2 separate regions of the Homo sapiens genome follow, and region 2 is linked to region 1. A link is a contact called in ENCODE Hi-C or POLR2A ChIA-PET data. All regions are on one chromosome and are shown on one strand. The core of a region is the stretch at or near the end of the contact, and the rest is flanking DNA. Distances in the headings are between cores, read along the strand shown. Region 1 holds the start of DYNLRB2 (dynein light chain roadblock-type 2). Region 2 overlaps WWOX (WW domain containing oxidoreductase).

Region 1 (6,942 bases), core at 2,058-4,557:
ATGCCTAGAAATGTCAACCCCACATGCATACAACTCCAAATCCTGTGCTCTAGGAAAACACTTAATTTCAACAGGAAGGATTCCCTTATGGAAAGCAAATACTTCTATTACACTTAGGTCTTGAAAGGAGTCACCCCAGAGGGTGCCTTTGTCCTAAGAAGAAGAAAATGATTGATTTTCTGAAACTTAAAATCTATAATACTGCAATTCTATGACATTGGGTCAGTTTTAGGAAATACTTATTGATATTACTGGTATCTTCTAATTATGCCCTAGTATTAAGGAGTATTTTATTTTATTATTTTATTGTACTTTTTTTATTTGAGACAAGTCTCACTCTGTCACCCAGGCTAGTGAGAGTGGTGTAACTGTGGCTCACTGCAACCTCAAACTCCCAGCCTCAAGTGATCCTCTTGCCTCAGCCTCCCAAGTAGCTGGGAATACAGGCATATACCACCACGCCCAGCCTTTTTTTTTTTTTTTTTTTGATTTTTAGTAGAAATTATGTCTTGCTTTGTTGCCCAGGCTGTTCTCAAACTACCGGCCTTAAGCAATCCTCCTGCCTCAGCTCCCAAAACACTGGGGTTACAGATGAAAGCCACCATGCCTGGCCTGTGAACATGTTAGAAGAATGTAGTGTCTATTTTCTGGAGGGAAACCAGTAGAATACCAGGAGAAGTTCTGGTAAGTGACAAACAATGCCTTACCTTATGAGAAAATGGGCACAAAATTTATTCTACAGCCCAGTTCATAATATTTGCCAACTGCCAAGAATGCCAAAGATAGCTATATGGGTTGGTATAGAAAATACCAAAAAAAAAACTCAAGATCATTAAGTTATCTGGATTTCTTCAAGCTAACCAGAGAGCAGTAGCAAAGTATCAAACAGCAAGAGAGACTCCCAGAAGAAAATCATCTCCTTCTAACAAAATCATATGTGAAAAATAGTGGACTTGGTCTCTGCATGTATCACTTTTGGGGTTAAGTCAGAGTACTTGCAAAAACTATTATTCACTAATATTTTCACTTACGTTCAAAGTTATTTAGCACTTATTGTGAGTCAAAAAGAAAGGCCGAGGGGATGGGAGAAAGAGGAGAGGGTAAAAGGGGAATTCACATATATTGGGGATGGAGTAGGAAACATGTAAGACATTGCAAAGACACTTTATATAGCACAGCTCTGGATATTCATTACAGGTCCAAAAAAGGCATGAAAATTAAACCGAGCTACCTCCAAGGAATAATTAGAAGTGAAAAATTGATAAAGGGGAAATGGCTCAAGTTCTCCTCATTGATTTTCTGTGCACAGAGTCAAACTTGACTGTTGGTTGGAAGTCAGTTTGGCTACTTCTTATTTCTTTTTCAGCAGTTGGGTTCTCCCGTCAGTGCGTTTTATGCTAGAATCGTTCTTTGCTCTAATTACAGCTGTCAGCTATTGAATGAGCTTGACATCCTGACTCCAGAAACAAGGAAATTCACACTCCATGCATATGCAGTTGGTTCCTTCATTAAAGCTGATTGACATATCAGACATGGTGCACTGTCACTGATTTTTGTAAGAAAAACAAACGGCTACACAATCAAGTGGAATCTCCTTGATCAGAAACACCCAGAGAACCCAAGAATCACTCTTCATTCAACTCAGCCAGTATTTCTGTAAAGACCTATTATTTGTATTACTGCAAAATGGTAGCTATAGTCAATCAGGTAAGAGCCAGATCTGTACACACATGCATGCATACACACACAAGCACACAAATGCACACGCACACGCACACACCAGACTCAGACTCCTTCCCCACAGCTATAGCAGTCCTTTCCAAAGCAACTTTGTTGGAGTACCAGGTGTTGAGAGTCAAGCGGGATTCTTTGGCTAGTAATAGTGAACTGGCTGAGATATACAGATTTCTTGGAGGGAAAAAAAGGAGAGAACTACAGTGATCAGAATCACCCACACCTCAACAAAAATTAGAGCAGAACTACAGTTTCTCAGAGTATTTCTGTAGTTAATATAATAAAATGACAGATGTGGAGTTGAAATGGATCATCGAGTCCAAGCCTGCCAATGAGTTCAAAACTGTCCCAGAGCACCCCTAACATGGACCATTCAGAATCCAGTTGACATTCCTAGCACGATGTATGCCTTGTTCAGTGTGAGACTACTTTCTGGAAATGGATGCACAAACAGAATCGGTATTACAGGAAGTTGTTATGGCATGATCCCTATGAAGATGCATTCCCAACTTACAGCTTGTATTTTGTAATCAATATTTGTCCTCCTCTAACCTCAGGAAGTCATAACACGACTCCAGCCATAAAATTTTCCTGCTGTGCTTCGTCGTACAATAGTGGCTCTTTTCCTCCTAGGCTATAAGGATATTATCAATGTCCCTCAAAAGGTCAAGTGACTTCTGATCATTCCTAACTGATCTTTAACGTGTTTCCTCCAACAGTTCCTTAAACACCCAATGGAATGCTCTTCTATGGCAACGTATAGAACCTCCGGAACTACCATTTGCAATTTTTTAGTAACTCAGAACTGTTGATTTTTAAAATGGCAAAAATACAGATCCTAATGGATACTGACAACTAACAGAAATACTGACAAGTAGCAACTCTTCAATGGAGTTGAGAACAGGAAGAGGGTGCTATAACTAGGTGAGAACATAAAATGTGCAACTGTGCTTACTCTACTGATCTTAGAGTAGACAGATAGAAAGTAATTTTTTTAAGTACATAAGGTTGTACTATTTGATGCTCTGATATATTTTTCTTCAATATAAAAACTACTGGGAGGCGAGCGAACAGTATCTGCCCTGAACAGGGCAGTACTAATGGACGGTCACAGGCAGCTAAGACTATCACCAAACCCCTAGAGCAGCCCAACCCCGAAGTCAGATGGTCCTGTCCCCTCCTTACTTGCTCCAGGGCAAGTATCACACGTGGACATTACTGCTTCCGGTACTGTTTCGTGCATTTTGTTTGGTGCATTTTGTCCGTCTCCCTGGCACCTGGTGGGTGGTGAATCAGCAGTTTTTGAACGAATAAGTGGTTATCACATTAATTCGTGCCTCAATGAATGAATGAATGGACAAACACAGGCCGGGAGCCTGACCCACTTCCCTCTTCCCTCCCGGGACCCACTGCTCCAGGATTGGGCGAACCTCAGGTGAGCGCCTGCTCCCCTCTTCCGCGAACCTTCGCCTACGGCGGCCGGGAGGCATCAGGAGCGCGGTCAGGGCGAAAAAGCCGACTCGCGAGCGCGCAGGCGCAGCCCTGACGCTTCCGTGGGGCCACTTCCTTTTTTGTCTCCTAGCAACGGCGGGTAGCGTTGTTGACATCCCGGGAGGCTGTGCCGCCGGCCTGAGCCCAGAGTTTCGCGGCCTCCGCGATGGTAAATCTGGGGTCTCCGTCCACGCCCCGCCGTTCCAAGCACGCCGACCGTCAAGGACCTTCGCACCCAGCTTCTGGGGCCCACCCAGGCACGGGCGGTCCAGGGGCCGCGGCGGAGGCTGGTGGCTCCAGGATCTTCCTGGAGGGGCGAGAGGGAGACCTTGGAAAGGGGCAAGAAGATGTCTAGATGACTGGAAGCTGTTTTGGGAATTGATTTCGCGGGGATGGTACATAAGGAGGGGTGATGTTGAGAAAGGGAAGAGAGAGATTCAGAGGATGAAGAATGCTCAGGGGAGTGAGAAATCCGGGGAGCCAGGAAAGTTTCCAAAGAGGGGGCGGGAGGCCGAGATGGAGAGGAAAAAAAATCAGACCCTTAGAGAGAAGGAAGAGGTGGGACAGGGAAAGCAAGGGAATGGAAGGGTGAGAAGGGAAGATACTGAGAAAGAAGAAAGGGAAATAAAGAAAAAGGAAAGAAGTGATGGGAGACCCGCCCCCCTCCCCCCCAGAAAAAGAGGTAAGAAAAAAAAAAGTAGAGACTGTGGAAAGCAAAGGGCGTTAAGAGAAGAATGAAACGGGGATTGGAGATGGGGATTAAGAAATTATACTAGGAGCACTTACAAATCATGAGAAGAGAAACAACTGGGTGGAGAAATGGAAAGGCCAGGGAAAGAAAAGAAAGGAGTTTGGGAGATAAGTAAAGGGAGAAAGATAAATAAGGACACAGTGGCTGTAAGAAGCTGTGGACATCGTCTTAAAGATTGCCCAAAATGCAGTGAATTATTGATCCCCTGTTCAACGCTTACGGTTTAGTGTAGTGTTTCTCAAAGTCAGATGCAAACATTCGTTGCTACATAAGATGGCCGAGAAATGCTAAATAAGAGTGAATCACATCGTGAGAAAGTTATTCCTCTTCCATTTTGTTCAACCTTCAGACTACATACAGGAGAAAATTTCTGTTGCTATTAGGTCCTTAATACCACTGTCATTTGGAAATTTCCATTTTTTCATCCGAAGAGCAGGCCTCAGGCTCAGAGCTTTCATTGCAGTAGAATTTAATGATAGGCTCTCTCTTCATTTTGTTCATTTTGTTTGTTTTACAGTTATTTCTATTTATGAGGAATAACGTCAGGTTTCCATTTGTGGTAGTGACATACGATTTCCTCTTAAAATGCATTTATTTAAGCTTTTAGCAGTGAGATAATTTAAAGAACACCTAGATAAATAGTATACATGGCATTCATAATGGCAAGAATCATGAATCTAGTACACAAATGCCTAAAGTCAAGAAAACCTTGGCTCTGATGCTGAAATAGAGAAAATAAGTGCTCCTGCCCATACCAAGTACAAAGGAAAACTATCTTGAAGTAACAAAATGTTCACCTGTGCAATACTGAGGAAAAAAGAATATAGCAAACCCTCATCAAGAGAATTTGCAGAATTCAAAATATCCAGTGATTGCTCAGTCATGAAAAATTTGCAGGTTTGGAAAAGATCGTTCTTGTCTTTGAGTTTTCTACAGGGGAAGAAAACATACAATACACTCTACACATAAGATTCCGAATGAGTTTAAAACACAATAATAGATTCCAGAATAATCACTCATAGTTGAACATTCAGCTTGCACTGAGACGCAAGCTATAGTTATCAAGAAAATCCTAGAATCCTGGAATACTTTGTTTTTATAGACTATCCTTTAAATTTAATCATCCGAACTGATTAGGTCACATTAATGAAAATAAGATTTCTCAATAAGGACTACTTTTAGACAGAGGGAGGCCATGATATAGCTCTATAAATATTTAAAGCACTGTAATGTAGAAAAGGAATTTTCATTTGAATACAGCAGGGTCAATGAATGAAAGATAATCTGGGACAAATTTCCATGCAATGTAAAGAATACTTTTCTAGTAAATGGAAACAGATAAAAATGGAGTGAACTCCTGTGAGGCAGTAAGCTCTCTGTCTCTACAAGGGTTCAAGCCAAGAGATTCATCAGGATTGTATCCAGGAGGTCTTACGTAGGTATTTATGTGGGACTTGACAATTTCTAAGCTGTCTTTTAAAAATCTGAGATTATCACACCTGGCACCTTAGGTTAAGGAGATAGGAGAGTAGGTATCTTGCTAAACATTATTCTCCTTAGGGTTGAAGTTACCACAGGGCCCTTTTGGTTAATTATCTTCCTGGTCTCTTTCAGGCAGAGGTGGAGGAAACCTTAAAGAGGATCCAGAGTCATAAAGGGGTTATTGGAACTATGGTTGTAAATGCAGAAGGTAAATATATCACAGGCTGTCTTCTTGACACACAGAAGCCAACCAGGAACCTGTTTGCCGTGTTAGTCCTTAAGACAAACATCTTCGAATTTGACATCAAAAATATATTTATATATTTTAGCTCTGGCATTCACTTACCAAACATCTATTGAGTATCTGTTATATGCCAAACACTCTGCTAAGATCTGGGGGCATAAATATGAATAAGACATGTCTAAAAATCTCTATATACTCCTAAGAAGCACTATACATTGTTTACTTTTTAAAGCTTTGGTAATTCTCTTCCAACATTTCAGAAGTGCCAATAAAACTATCATATAGAAGATAGGGAGAATATCATTGTTGGTGGGTTGTTTGCGTTTCAACATTATGAACCATACAGAATTTCAGTGTTTATTTTAAATGGAACTTGTTCCTTGAACATATTTTATTTAAAAATCTTTGAGAATTAACGATATCATTTATAATATAGTCTTTGTGGATATAGCATAAGAAGGCCCTACATATTTCCAACTATGAAATCTGTAGACTTACCAGAAACTTGCTCTTGCTGCACGATCCTTGTTAAGAATCCACATCACATTTACTTTGGCACATTGCTCCACGCTCAGCTATGGTGGCAACCTCTTAAGAGTTCATGCTAGTTTCATTGCTAATTCAGACATTTGTAAGGGCAAGGAGTGCCAGAAATTCCAGAGCATTAGTTAAAATAAGAGTAGCTACTTTACATAATTTGTGGTGCAACCATGGAATTGGCCTATTACCAACTCAGTGCCTTGGAAAAATCCATCAGTAAATATTTATTAAGCAACTACCAACTGAAAGTCTGCTTAAATTCTGAACTACAACTCCTTACCACTAAGAATGGACAATAACCTATTTTACTGGGGGTTTTCATTGTTAAATGAGACAATAATTGTTGAGTGCTTGGCATAATACCCAATACTTGATAGTAATTAAATAGTTATGAGAATGTGAGGATTTTTAATTCATTTATACAGTTAAAACATTTGTTTTATAACCAGCAACTCAAGGCCAAATGAGTGAGAGAGATAATAGAACATAATAAATTTTCGAGCTTGAATAATCAGGGGGAAGAGAGGATTTAAGATCTGCCTTCCAGGTAAGTCACAAACTATGCGTAATATTTCCAGGAAGCATTCCAGCCCTAGTACGTGGATCTGGTTGCATTGATTTTATTTCCAGGTATTTGCATACACTCTGCCACAGCTCCGAAGATGAGCCGTCCATGTGATTTCATAGAGATGGTGTGTTA
Region 2 (6,942 bases), core at 1,316-3,815, 1.4 Mb before region 1:
TTTTTTCTCACCTTTTGCTATATGCTGATCCCAGTGCATGAAATTTTTTTGTAATCTCATTCCTGTGTTGAAGCTCTTTCACTGCTTTCGTGAGCACAGATGAATTTGAAGGCTGCCAGGCAGTAGCAACATATACCAGCTTCCCCACTGGGTGTTCATTCTACCCAATTTTTGTTCATGTGGACTTCAGGAATCTGGGATTTATGATCTTCGGATTTGGCTCTTGGCTTGAGGCTTAGCCTGTGCAGTCATCTTGGAGAGAGGGTTTACTAAGCAAAGAACACCCCAGAACAATCTGGGGGAACTGTGCCCTTTGCAAGAGAGCAGTTTTAAAGTACCCTCGGGCAATTTAGAAGCTCCTACTGACTCAAGGATATTCTTACCTCTTCGTTAAAGCAGCTCGCCTAAGGACTTTGCTAGATAAAAGTTGGTTTTCTCAAGAGGGTTTCTGCACACACCCGACCGCATCTTTTTCTTTTCTTTTCTTTGTTTTTTTTTTTTTTTTTTTTGAGACGGAGTCTAGCTCTGTCACCAGGCTGGAGAGCAGTGGTATTATCTGGGCTCACTGCAACCTCCACTTCCTGGGTTCAAGTGATTCTCCTGCCTCAGCCTCCTGAGTAGCTGGGACCACAGGTGCATGCCACCACGCCCAGCTAATTTTTGTATTTTTAGTAGAGACGGAGTTTCACCATGTTGGCCAAGATGGTCTCGATCTCTTGACCTCGTGATCTTTTCTCGCCTCGGCCTCCCAAAGTGCTGGGATTACAGGTGTGAGCCACCGCACCGGGCCTCACGTTTTTCTTTTAAAGAAATGTGTAATTCAGATCAGTCTTGCTTTCAGGTAGTCTGAATTAGGGGAGTTTGCCTGTGTGCAAGAGAAGGCTTCCTACTTCATTTTCTTGTGTGCAGGGAGCCATTTATGACTAATAGGATTCATTACATGTGTGTTTAGCCCACCGATTATTAAGGCTTTAACAATATTAAAACCTAAAGAGATAACAGAGGGGAAGCCTTTGGGAGCTAGGAATCAATCGTGCTGGGTGGCTTGAAAACAGGGCAGTAAAATGGCAGCCGCCTAGCCTGTGGTCTTTAATATTAATAAAGCCAGAGGCGATATCACTTAGTTGTTCCAACATGATTGGTTCCTCATGGATGTGCACCCTTGCTCATCACCATCTCACCACCAGGCTGACCCTATACATCTTCCAGGAGCCCAGCTCTTTCCCCTGGAAATGGTTCTCTGAGTTTCAGCTGCAGTTCAGGGAAAAGGCCAGCAGCCACGTTCCTTGTTTTGTGTAATTGGTCTTTAGCCTGATCTGATTCATCTGGCGAAACCCCTTTTTCCAGTAAAAGTCGTTGGCGAGGAGTGAATTGTGATGGAAACAGAGACAGATGTATGTACCTTTCATGGACATAATTTCCCCAAGACTGAACACAAAAATGAGGGTTTTTGGAGATCTCTCTGGAATTAATGTAAACGTTGTTGAAAACATATTATTCTATGGCTCCTTCATAAACCCTAGGCCATCCCGAGGCTGTCTCACTCAGGCCCCTCAGCCCTCATAACCCCCCAGCTCCATAGGAGTGGAGTTTGGATTTCAACTAGATAAGGCCCATTTTCATGGATGGACATGTGAGTTTTCATCTATAATATAGAATGCTATTTTCTAGTTAGGTTGGAGCAAAAGTAATCGCGGTTTTCACCATTATATTCAATAGCAAAAACCGCAATTACTTTTGCACCACTACTTTTTACCTAGCAGTTCAACAGCTGTAAAGAAAGATGCTGAGCTGTTGGTTACGTAACTGTGGTACAGCCATTTCATAGACAAGTCTACATCAATGAAAAGAATGACACTTCTAAAGGAAAAAAAATGGGCAAAAATTATGTGTTTACATCTATCAGAAAAACAAAACAAATGTCACGGTGTGGTTGGGAGGAGGTGGGGAGAGAGGCAGATTTTGGAGGCGAAAGATACACAGAAACACTAAATACCTGTCTATTAATACTGACAGTAGTTGCGTTTAGGGGATGAGACTCTAAATTTGTTTATTTAAATTTTCTCATTTTAAAAAATGAGTCCTTTCAATTATGAGATCAAAAAGAAATGTTCAGTGGCTTATTGTGACCCAACATTTTTCTGTTTGATTTAGATAGAGCTTTTATTTGCCTAAAAATTGTGCTTGCAATATATATGATGATTTTTTTTTCTTTTATTAAATGAAAAAGAGTCATTTAACAGTCACAGTGGCTCAGCCACCACCCGCAGCAGGCAGTGGGCCCACTTCACCTTCCCAGCAGGCCTCCAGTGCCCGGTGCAGGGTGGCCCATTGGCACCCACAACAAACATCACGACATTACTTTTACCGCACACTTCCTGTCGAGGCACAGGCAGTGCTTCAGCCTTTTTGGTAACTTGAATGAACATCAAAAGGATAATCAGATATTAGTTAAACTTGTTCCTCTTCTCCAATCATTGATACTTTTCTCTCTTGCTTCCCCTCCCCCTGCCCTTCGACACAGAGTGACAGGCCTGAAGTAAAAAGGGAAAAGGGGAACCGAGTGACTCAGCCCAGAGTGGGCCTCACCGCAGCTTCCTGGCCACTTTCTCGCTCTCTCCTTCCAAGAGAGAAAGGGGAGGAAGCCCAGAGCCTTCTATCACTTAGTACCGTGTCATATACCACTTCCACAAATGCTAGGGAATGAACGAATACATGTATGAATGAATGAATGTCCATGGGGTCACTCAGAAGTAGTGGCATAATTTAGCCAGATAAAGTGCCCACCTAGCACTCATCCCACCTCCTCACTCCTCTATCCTGTGAATGCAGAAATACAATTCCTCATTTACAAACAACTGTGCATGTAGGGTTGCTTGCAAAAGTTCGTCGTGTGCCGATATTTCATTACCACTTTTGCCAGCGCTCTCGTCTGCATTTCCTGAGGTTTTTCTTTTTTTTTTTTTTTTCTTTTTTTCTTTGATACGGGGTCTCGCTCTGTCTCCCAGGCTGGAGTGCAATGGCACGATCTCGGCTCGCTGCAAACTCCAACTGGTTCAAGCAATTCCCCTGCCTTAGCCTCCCAGGTAGTTGGGATTACAGGCGCCCGCCACCATGTCCAGCTAATTTTTTTGTATTTTTAGTGGAGACTGGGTTTCACCATGTTGGCCAAACTGGTCCAGAACTCCTGACCTCAGGCAGTCTGCCCACCTCGGCCTCCCAAAGTGCTGGGATGACGGGTGTGAGCCACCGCACCAGGCCATTTCCTCAGTTTTAAAAAGCAAATAAGAAACAACAACAAACTGCATCAGAGTAACCGTTTCAAAAACCCATCTCAGGTCTGTTTTTTCTTTTTTTTTTAAGTTAGCATTTTCTAGAAGTTTTGGTATAAAATATGTACAAGGATACATATATAAACTTAGTGACCATCTGAAGATAAACCTGGAATGAGGAATAACAACCTCTCATTTAAAGGAGTTTTAAAGAGACAAGAGGGAGGAAACGAGAAGAGAATGACAGTGTTTCTTTCATTAAAAGGAGCCCAATATTTATTGAGCCAACAGGTTTACACTGTGTCTACCCCAGAGTGTCATCAGCCCAAACCAGATCAGCGTCGTGGGCGATTTTTTTCACTTTACTGCTGAGGGGATTTGCCAATCGCCTGGTCAGCTTCTGAATTCTTCGGGCACACAGGAGGGGCGACATGGTTCTGGCTTATTTCTAAGTCCCTTTGAGGTGATTTCTGGTCCACAAATTGAGGCAAAATAATCCTCACAATTTCTTGGATATTCTCTGCCCCAGCCCCGTTCTATTGCAAAGGAGGCTTCTCTAAAAGGCTTCCCAATGCCTTAGAATCTACTTAAGGGTATTTTTGCTGGAGAAAGAGCTGCTGTCTTTGTCCACCTGTCGTTTTCCTTTCTACCCCAACAGGGCTTTCTCCCTCTGGCTGTTTTATTTAGCGGGAGAAGACAGAAGAGATGGAAAAATGGACCCTGCATTTATAGCTGTTCCTTCAAGGAGCTCAAACTGCTTTCAGGCATTTCCTTATTACCTCATTAATCCTCATAATGGTCCCTTGGCAGAATTATTCTTATTTTCAGAATGGAGAAATTGAGGCACGGACAAAATAAATGGCAGGTGGAAGGTCAGAGAGCCAGGCAGCAGAAGAGGTGGGGGCAGCAGGATGGCTTCTGGTTTCTGCCCTGGTCCATCAGTCAGAATGTCCTCTTCAGATGAGGAGATGCAGGGTGAGGCGCGGGGGAGCTGACATTGCATAAATAATAAAACAAATGGAGCCACATTTAGTTATCACTCATCTAGCGGAAGTCGATCTTCTTGGGACATGAGTAGGCTCTAACCTGGCAGGTTTTTCAACATGGAACCATTATTTGTCACATGTGTTCTGTGTGCCAGGGACTGAGTTCTTCTCAACGGAGTTTACATGTGAGAGGAGCAAGGGACAAACCTCACAAATAGGAATACAGACCTCAGAAAGCCGACTTCACCCTTGCATACTCCTCCAGGTTGCCCTCGCCTCCCGCCTGGATCACTGCTCAATTCTCTCTCTCTCTTTTTTTTTTTTTTTTTTTTTTAAGACAGAGTCTTGCTCTGTTGTTTAGGCATGATCTAGCTCACTGCAACCTCTGCCTCCCAGGTTCAAGTGATTTTCCCACCTCAGCCTCCCTAGTAGCTGGGACTACAGGCATGCGCTGCCACACCCGGATAATTTTTTTTTTTTTTTTTTTTTTGGTATTTTTGGTAAAGATGGGGTTTCACCATGTTGTCAAGGCTGGTCTAAAACTCCTGACCTCAACTGATCCGCCTGCCTCGGTCTCCCAAAGTGCTGGGATTACAGGCATGAGCCACAGAGCCTGACCACAGTCCTTTCTTTTAAGGGCCTCCTGGCACCCAGCCATGTTGGGACCCTTTCAGTTCTTTCTCCACGGAGAACCAGAATCTCCTTTGAAAATATGTTAGATCACCTCTTTCTCCTGCTCCGAACTTTCTGAAGGCGTCCCCTGTTACTCGGAGTGCAAGCCATGCTCTCGAGCTGGCCATGGCATCCTGCGTCCTCTCCCTTCCCCCATTGGCTCTGTTCTTCCTGCCAGTGCTCTTCCCCCTGCTCACTGGGTTCCAGCTGTGCGGGCCTCCCTGCTGTTCAATGGAATGAGACCCATGCCCCTCCTGGTTATCCCACTCAGAGTGCCCTTCAACAGCTACAGGGCTGGCCCATCCTTTCTCTGTTACCTTCGGAGGAAGCCTTCTCTAGATACCATCTTTAAAACAGCAATCTTCCTTCTCCATCCCCAGCAGCACCTCTGACCCCCTTCACCTGCTTTATTTTTCTCCATATTATCATTGCCATCAATCCAAGCACAATTTCCAGTTACTTACCCATTTTGCTTTCTCCCCGCTCTTTGAGAATGCTGGCTCCAACAGGGCAGGTATTTCACCTGTTTTGTTTATGCCTGCATCCCCATCACTAGGAACCTCATAGGTGCTTAGCAAATTTTTGATCTTAATACAGAAATTGACTCTCACAGAATAAGAAGAAGGAGCTTGAAGCCGAGGTTTGTGCCCAGAAGATCTCACTAGATTCTTTATACTCTGGGGAGAAGAAAGGATCAGGGTCGGGTGGGGACATCTGTGGGCATATTGGGGAGGGGGCCAGGAAGAAGCCAGGAAGGGGGCATGCTGTCATTCGTGGGTTTTGCAACTTTCTGTGGCATAGAAGGCATAGAAGGATCTCTTCATTTAAAAGGTCAGGTTGGATTTTTTTTTTTTAACTTCAACACCAGTTAACTTACTTGCTTCCATCATACCCTGTAGGTACTCGTTATGGACAGGAATACATGTAGGGTGAAGGCTGCTCTGGGTCAGTGGATTCACAGAGAAGTCAGAATTCTCTTTTATAAAGAGCCTGCTTTTCTCAATAATTGCATAATGACGTCTTTGATTCCCAGGCCCTCATGCCTAGCTGTTTCCTTAGGCATTTATTCAAGATCCGAGATGCCATTCGCAATCCAGCAGGATGCATATTTGTATCTGGCTCCAAAACTTTTTTTTTTTTTTTTTGGCCCACATCACTGCAGCCCATGGCAGAAGAGTCTAGCAATTAGCAGGAACTGAAAGTGATAATTTATTGCAACCAACGCTGTGATCTAATAGTCACACATTACAAAAGCAAAATCCATATTTTGTTCGCAGTGGCACCGCAGCGCTATCATATGCTCCACATGCTTTCTAATGTCTTTTGTTTGTATTAGGAAAAAACATAACCCTCTCCTACTGAGAACCAGAGAGAGCCCCTCAGGTTCTGAGAATGACGACATTCAACATCGTACTCCAAAGGGGGTTAGGTTTGTGTGCTAGGGGTGAACGCTGTGCAATTTAATTCTGTTTCCAAAAGATCTTTGGAGGATAAAGGATACTTTCTGTCTTTTATTTAGGGAAGGCGATCATGTTGGCACAGGGCATAAGAGAGTAGCGGGGCTGAGAGTGGGAACTGAGGAGATTCAAGCCTTTTGCCCGTCGATCGCAGTTCAGATCTGTTGATTTTGACCATTGCATCTTGCCTCACATCTGAACTTCAGGTGAAGTTTCAAACCACCAGGCAACATGCATTACAGGCAAAATGATAAGTCAGGTCCTGCCGGGTGACTAAGGCAGTGTGGCAATGCTTCAAGCCTTTAAAACCATATCCCAGTGGCCCCAAAGCATTAATATGTCTGGAACATTGCCTGTCCAATATCTAGAGAGGCGCCTGCAGAATTTGATTCCTAGGTACATCAAGTTTTTGAGCTGGAAGAAACTTGAGACGCTCTTTAGTCCAGCAAATTTCAAACCTGTCTGCTCATCAGAATCACCTGGGAGCTTGAAAACACACAGATGCCTGGGCCTCACCATCCAGAGAGACATTCATTTGATTGCAGATTGAATCCA

What was found. Hi-C counts contacts between places; a loop is a spot of excess contacts on that map. ChIA-PET counts read pairs that join two places held with the same protein, here RNA polymerase II (POLR2A). Pooled maps may share reads with other maps.
Region 2: a pooled map shows a loop between it and region 1 (2.7-fold over the local background). The contact joins the enhancer-like site here to the promoter of DYNLRB2 in region 1. A Hi-C loop is called at or near these places in 2 of 50 pooled maps. POLR2A ChIA-PET finds 5 or more read pairs at or near these places in 2 of 52 experiments (CD8-positive, alpha-beta T cell and activated CD4-positive, alpha-beta T cell).

Annotation. Positions count from the first base shown.
Region 1 is chr16:80,537,686-80,544,627 of GRCh38, forward strand. It overlaps DYNLRB2 (dynein light chain roadblock-type 2), which reads left to right and starts at 3,308. Exons shown (of 4, transcript NM_130897.3): 1 at 3,308-3,394; 2 at 5,591-5,666. The coding sequence starts at 3,392. All of the region lies in intron 1 of DYNLRB2-AS1 (DYNLRB2 antisense RNA 1), which reads right to left. RefSeq lists an enhancer at 3,359-3,448.
Region 2 is chr16:79,091,291-79,098,232 of GRCh38, forward strand. The region is part of intron 8 of WWOX (WW domain containing oxidoreductase); the gene reads left to right. All of the region lies in intron 1 of LOC107984806 (a long non-coding RNA gene), which reads left to right. Among named protein-coding and RNA genes, the nearest start is that of MAF, 510 kb to the right of the region's middle. Within about 2 kb of position 2,566, at least 3 of the 41 ENCODE cell types and tissues checked have a DNase peak (open chromatin) inside an H3K27ac peak, as active enhancers do.